2 separate regions of the Homo sapiens genome follow, and region 2 is linked to region 1. A link is a loop called in an ENCODE intact Hi-C map of the cell type or tissue named here. Cell type or tissue: heart left ventricle. All regions are shown on one strand. Links, peaks and the distances in the headings refer to the core of each region. The heading gives the core; the rest is flanking DNA. Region 1 overlaps NINJ2 (ninjurin 2). Region 2 overlaps LOC101929432 (a long non-coding RNA gene).

Region 1 (2,905 bases), core at 112-2,611:
CTAGCACAAAGTGCTGTTAGAAAGATCAATAGGATCATGTGGGTGAATGTGCTTTGAAAGCTGTGAAGTATTAAACAAATATGAGATGAGAGGGAAATCTATCCCACAGAGGATTATACTCCCACGTGTGGGCCTAGAGGCATTTCAAATACTGTGTTGTGACTCAGGGCCCGTCCCAGCCCCAGTTTTGAAGTAGGCACCATTTATGGTCCTAACAACTTCCATGGTGTTTGAAATGCCTCCTGTACCCATTGGGCAGCCTCTCTCCTCGCTCCTGCTGGCTCTCGCCTTCGAGCCGCCTGCAGGAAGGGAAACACTCACACAAGCCCACCTGCATTGGGTCTCCAGGGTCATTGTTACTCAAGCGTAGTCCTCTCTCCTGGGGCCCCCACCCACCTCTCTAGCCTGGTCCCCAGCTCCTCCTCCCACCCCTGAAGAGCGAACCCTGTGCCCTGTGCCAGGCTCTGTGATGCTCAGACGTGCAGGGCCACACCAGATTACTCACTGTTCCCTGAACACACCCCACCCTTCCCAGCTGCTCCTGCTCTGCTCCAGGACTACAGGCCTTTCTTTCTTCACCATGCTCCCCCCAGGGAGAGCCTCCCCTCCTTTCTAGACCCTGTCCCCAAATGCACTCCACCAAGGCCCTGTTTGAAAGAAGGTCGCCTGCTCCCTGGCCTGTGCTGGCCTTGGGCGTTGTTGAGTCCTCCTGAGACGGCTCCTTCTGCTGCCCACTTTAGCACACGGACCCCATCTTCCACAGGCCTGAGTCTCCATGGAGCCTAGCTCAGCACCTTGCCCACATGAGGTACACAATGAATGATGATCGCATTGAATTTTTATGAGACAGCTTTTTCAAAAAAGGCAAAAGTAAGGCTCTTTAAGGGTGGGGCTTCAGGCACAGTGGCTTCTGGGTGGGGGAGAGGAGTTTGGGGAGTGAATCTTTGCTCTTAAACACCCCCACTGCAGGGAGAGCCCTTTTTCCCCTAGATCCTGCCTTTTCTCAGCAGTCCTGAGGGAGCCTCAGGGAATGAATGACTGGGGCTGGAAGCTGCAGCTGGTCTTCAGGCCAAAAGCTGTAAAAGCCCAGACCCCTGAGGCCTTCTGTCTGGGGCAGGCCGCATGCAGGCTCCTGACTGCAGCCAAGAGCAGTGATCTCGCCCTTAAAAATCAACAGTCTCTAATCCACGTCGGGGTGGGGTTTCTTTTGCGTGTTATTCCAGCAATAATACGTAACTGGTCCAGAAACCGCCTCTGAGCCCTGGGCACAGTCTCACTGAGAGTTCCAGCCCTTGCCCCGAGCTGCAAACTGGGGCCTAAAGCTGCAGCACCGAGAGGCCACGTGGGGCGAGGCCTCCCCGGAAGGCCTGCGGCGCCGCCGTTGTCCACCAGGGGGCGCCAGGAAACGGCGCGGCGAGGCCCCAGCTCAACCCGCCCGCGCGGGCACACCCGGGCTTTGACCCCTTTGTGATCGAGGACACGGACGGGTTTCTCTCCAACAAAAGGGGGCCATAAATTACAAACGGAAGCAGAGTGTGTAGGGAAGAACAGGAAAGCACGTGCGTTGAAACCGGAACTCGGGCCTGCTTGCTTGCTTATTTATTTTAGTTATTACTGTTTTCTTGGGGCAGGCCCTTGCTCTGTCGCCCAGGCTGCGGGGTGGTGGCCCCGTCATAGCTCACTGCAGCCTCAACCTCGGGGCTCAAGCGACCCTCCTGCTTCAGTCTCCCAAAGTGCCGGGGCTGCAGGCGCGAGCCGCCACCCCGGCCTCCGTGCTCTTTCTCAGGGAGCATTTTCCACCTCCCCTGCAAGAGGCCGTTTTGCCAGTGGCTTTCAGAAAAGACTGTTGTCATCTCGGGGTTCAGAGTTAATCGTGGATTTACCTACCACACAGAAATTTCCAAAGAATCGATCTGCTCCCTCTCAATATCCACCCTAAACAAGAGCACTTTCCCAATCAGCGCCTTGTCCTGGGGCTTCCAGACCCATCTGGCCTTTTGCTCTTTGCTCTATGCCCACTTGAGCTGTGAGGTTCTCAGAGACATTCCCCAAAGCCCTCCCAGCCGATCTCTGCTGACTTCAATCCTACTCATCCCTCAGGGGCTAACAAAATTGTTAAAATTTAAACAGTAATAATTAAATAATGATATTGCTGTATGTCAGGCATGACTCCACAAAGCAGGTATTAATACAGATGGTCCCCAGCTTTCGCACCATCGTAAGTGATACACTTTACAAACTGTCCTTCGAGTAGCCATACAACCACTCTCTTTTTCACTTTCAGTACATTATTCAATAAATTACACAAGATATTCAATAGTCTCTTATAAAGTAGGCTTTGTGTTAGATGATGTTGCCCAGCAGTAGGCTGGTGTAAGTGGGCTGAGCACGCTGAAGTTAAGCTAGGCTAAACTATGAAGTTCAGTAGGCTAAGTGTATTAAATGCATTTTGACTTACAATATTTTCAACTTACTATGGGTTTATCAGAATGTAGCTCTATCATAAGTTGAGAAGCAACACTAGTCTCATATATATATATACATATATATATATAAATATTTTGGCACGATCTTGGCTCACTGCAACCTCCACCTCCTGGATTCAAGCAATTCTCCTGCCTCAGCCTCCCAAGTAACTGGGATGTAGTCCCATTCTACAAGTGAAGAAGTTGAGGCTCAAAGAGGTCAAATGCCCAAAGTCACCAGATACTGAGGGATGGCCCCAGTGTCTAAATCCTAAGCCTGCGTTTTTCTCCTATATGCCAGTGGTTCTCCATGTGTGCTCCTTGAAGTAGCAGCAGCAACATCACCTGAAAACTCACTAGAAATGAAAAATTTTTAAATTTTTGTAGAGATGGGGTCTCACCATGTCGGCCAGGCTAAGTCTCAAACTCCTGAGTTCAAG
Region 2 (2,905 bases), core at 259-2,758, 140 kb after region 1:
TTACATGGTACAGGTAAAGCCAGGCATAGACCTCAGGTCTCGTGGTTCCCAATCAGGTGTGTAAATGTCTCAAGCAGACAAGTGGTTCTCAAACACAGGGACACCAATGCCTGGGGTTCCTCTATTTCTCTATTGGTTAGACTTTTTGGGGTTGCTTTACTGTCATCACTCAAGTTTAAGAAACACTGGGGCATCTCTCTTCCTATCAAAGGTCAGTCCCTCCACACAGCGACAGAACCATGTTTTGTGGGGTCCTGAAACCTACATAACTCGAGGGGCCTCTTTAAGAAAAAGAATATAAAATTATGGCTGGGCTCAGTGGCTCATGCCAATCCCAACTCTTTGGGAGGCCGAGGCGGTTGGATCACGAGGTCAGGAGATCGAGACCATCCTGGCTAACACAGTGAAACCCCGTCTCTACTAAAAATACGAAAAATTAGCCAGGCGTGGTGGCCGGCACCTGTAGTCCCACCTAGTCAGGAGGCTGAGGCACGAGAATGGTGTGAACCCGGGAGGCGGAGCTTGCAGTGAGCCGAGATTGCGCCACTGTGCTCCAGCCTGGGCGACCATCTCAAAAAAAAGAAAAAAGAAAGAAAGAAAAAGAATATAAAATTATAAATAAAATGTAAGTGTTGACAGGCCCATGCAAGTGAGGAGCCCTAAGTCTTTGGCTTCATTGACTTTGTGATAAATCTTTCTCTTCCTGCACCTGTGTCCCTGATGTCATCTCCTGTCACCTTCTCAAGGACTTGGCTTCTTTGATTATCCCTTCCCTTTCCTGTGTCTTTAACTTCACTCCATCTACCACTATTTACATGCTTTTGTCCTCTTTGACTTCTCGTCTCTCTCCAGGAGCCTTCCTTGTCTCTGATCTCTTCAGAGGCAACCTTCTCGGGAGAGTTAAGTCTTCACACACTACTCCTTCGCCTTCCATTCCCCTTCCTCCTGTTCCTGCCGTGACTGAAGTGCGAGTCAGTCACTCTGCTCGCGGAGTTCAATTAACGAGAGTGAGGTCTGGTGGAAAGAAAGTGATTTATTTCCAAAGCTGGCTTAGGGGAAGAGGCACAGGCATCCTGCCTTTAAATGTGCACTTCTCTTTTGGAGCAGAAAGCAGGCACTTTTAAAAGTCAGGGGAGAGAGCAAGCAAGGCAGGGCCTTATCTACTGGGCAGCCGAGCTGGTGACTGCTGGCATCTTACTAGGCTGAAAACTCTCCAAGTGGGAGAGAGCAAGCAAGGCAGGGCCTTGTCTACTGGGCAGCCGAGCTGGTGACTGCTGGCATCTTACTAGGCTGAAAACTCTCCAAGTGGGAGAGAGCAGTGGGCGTGCTTTTTGACTGCTATCTCTCTAGCAGCCTCCTGGAGGGTGAGAGTTCCATTGTGGGCATACTTCGGTCGGCAAATGGACTGTTAACTCTCGAGGAGAGTTCAGTCTGGAAGCACAGTTAGAAGAACTTGCCCTGTAGGGAGTGTCTGGTGAAGGGGAAGTAAAAGGCTACATTTGCATTTCTTTTTTTTTTTTTTTTTTTTGAGACGGAGTCTTGCTGTCGCCCAGGCTGGAGTGCAGTGGTGCCATCTCGGCTCACTCTTAAGTTCCGCCTCCCGGGTTCACGCCGTTCTCCTGCCTCAGCCTCTTGAGTAGCTGGGACTACAGGCGCCCGCCACCACGCCCGGCTAATTTTTTTTTTTTTTGTATTTTTAGTAGAGACGGGGTTTCACCGTGGTCTCGATCTCCTGACCTCGTGATCCGCCCGCCTCGGCCTCCCAAAGTGCTGGGATTACAGGCCTGAGCCACATATTTGCATTTCTAAAAGACAAGTAGGAAATGAAGAACCAAGGAAGTGAGAAAAGAAGAGAGAGAGAAAAAAATAATTAAAATATCTCTTAGAAAAAACTGTGAATACTCGGTTACGCTACCTTGCTTCTGTTCCCATCCCTTTGCTGAAAAATGGATTTTGTCATGTTTCTCAACAATATATAGCTTGCTTGTTGCTTGAACCTATGAATCTCCACTCATTTCTACTACTGGACCTCTCAGCAACATTCGCCATAGCTGGGAACTCTCTTTTTCTTCAAGCTCCTTTCTCGGCTTCAATGACCCCACAACCTCCTTGTTTTACTCTTTAGGTCTCTGGTTGTTCCCTTTGTTCTCTTTTGCAGGGCCCTTGTGTTCTACACAAACTCTAATAGTGTGATAGATGAAGTAACTAAACCATACAGGACTCAGTCCTAGTGTATTAGTCCGTTTTCAGCCTGAGACTGGGTAATCTATAAACAAAAGAGGTTGAATTGACTCACAGTTCTGCATGGCTGAGGAGGCCTCAGGAAACTTACAATCATGGTGGAGGGCAAAGGGGAAGGAGAGACCTCTTCACAGGGTGGCAGGAAAGAGAGAGAGAGAGAGAGCACAGGGAAAACTGCCTCTTCTAAAACCATCAGATCTCCTGAGAACTCACACACTATCACAAAACAGCTTGGGGAAACGGTCCCGATGATCCAATCACCTCCCACCAGGTCCCTTCCTCCACACGTGGGGATTACAATTTGAGATTAGATTTGGGTGGGGACACAGAGCCAAACCATATCACCTAGAGCCCTGATCCCTTTTTTTTTTTTGAGATGGAGTCCGGCTCTATCACCCAGGCTGGAGTGCAGTGGGGCGATCTCTGCTCACTGAAACCTCCACCTCCCAGGTTGAAGCGATTCTCCAGCCTCAGCCTCCCAAGTAGCTGGGACTATAGGTGTGCGCCACTGCATACAGCTAATTTTTTTTTTTTTGGTATTTTTAGTAGAGATGGGGTTTCACCATGTTGGTCAGGCTGGTCTTGAACTCCTGACCTCAGGTGATCCGCCTGCCTCAGCCTCCCAAAGTGCTGGGATTACAGACCTGAGCCACTGGGCTGGGCC

Evidence for each region. Peaks named below come from ENCODE experiments on the same cell type or tissue, not always from the same donor. Only the 100,000 strongest peaks of a DNase experiment are listed, where the experiment ranks them.
Region 2: a loop joins it to region 1, with 3 times the contacts of the local background. A loop is called at or near these places in 5 of 110 quality-filtered maps.

What each region holds. Positions count from the first base shown.
Region 1 is chr12:574,889-577,793 of GRCh38, forward strand. The region is part of intron 1 of NINJ2 (ninjurin 2); the gene reads right to left. Among named protein-coding and RNA genes, the nearest start is that of NINJ2-AS1, 55 kb to the right of the region's middle. RefSeq lists an enhancer at 1,207-1,708 and a silencer at 1,237-1,506. In heart left ventricle, for the core only: a CTCF peak has its summit at 1,388 (motif pointing right); a DNase peak (open chromatin) is centred at 1,383; H3K4me3 peaks cover 783 bases; H3K27ac peaks cover 2,014 bases.
Region 2 is chr12:718,231-721,135 of GRCh38, forward strand. The region is part of intron 2 of LOC101929432 (a long non-coding RNA gene); the gene reads left to right. Among named protein-coding and RNA genes, the nearest start is that of LINC02455, 3.1 kb to the left of the region's middle. RefSeq lists an enhancer at 1,190-1,239. In heart left ventricle, for the core only: no CTCF peak of the experiment used is centred there; a DNase peak (open chromatin) is centred at 1,591; H3K4me3 peaks cover 344 bases; H3K27ac peaks cover 1,958 bases.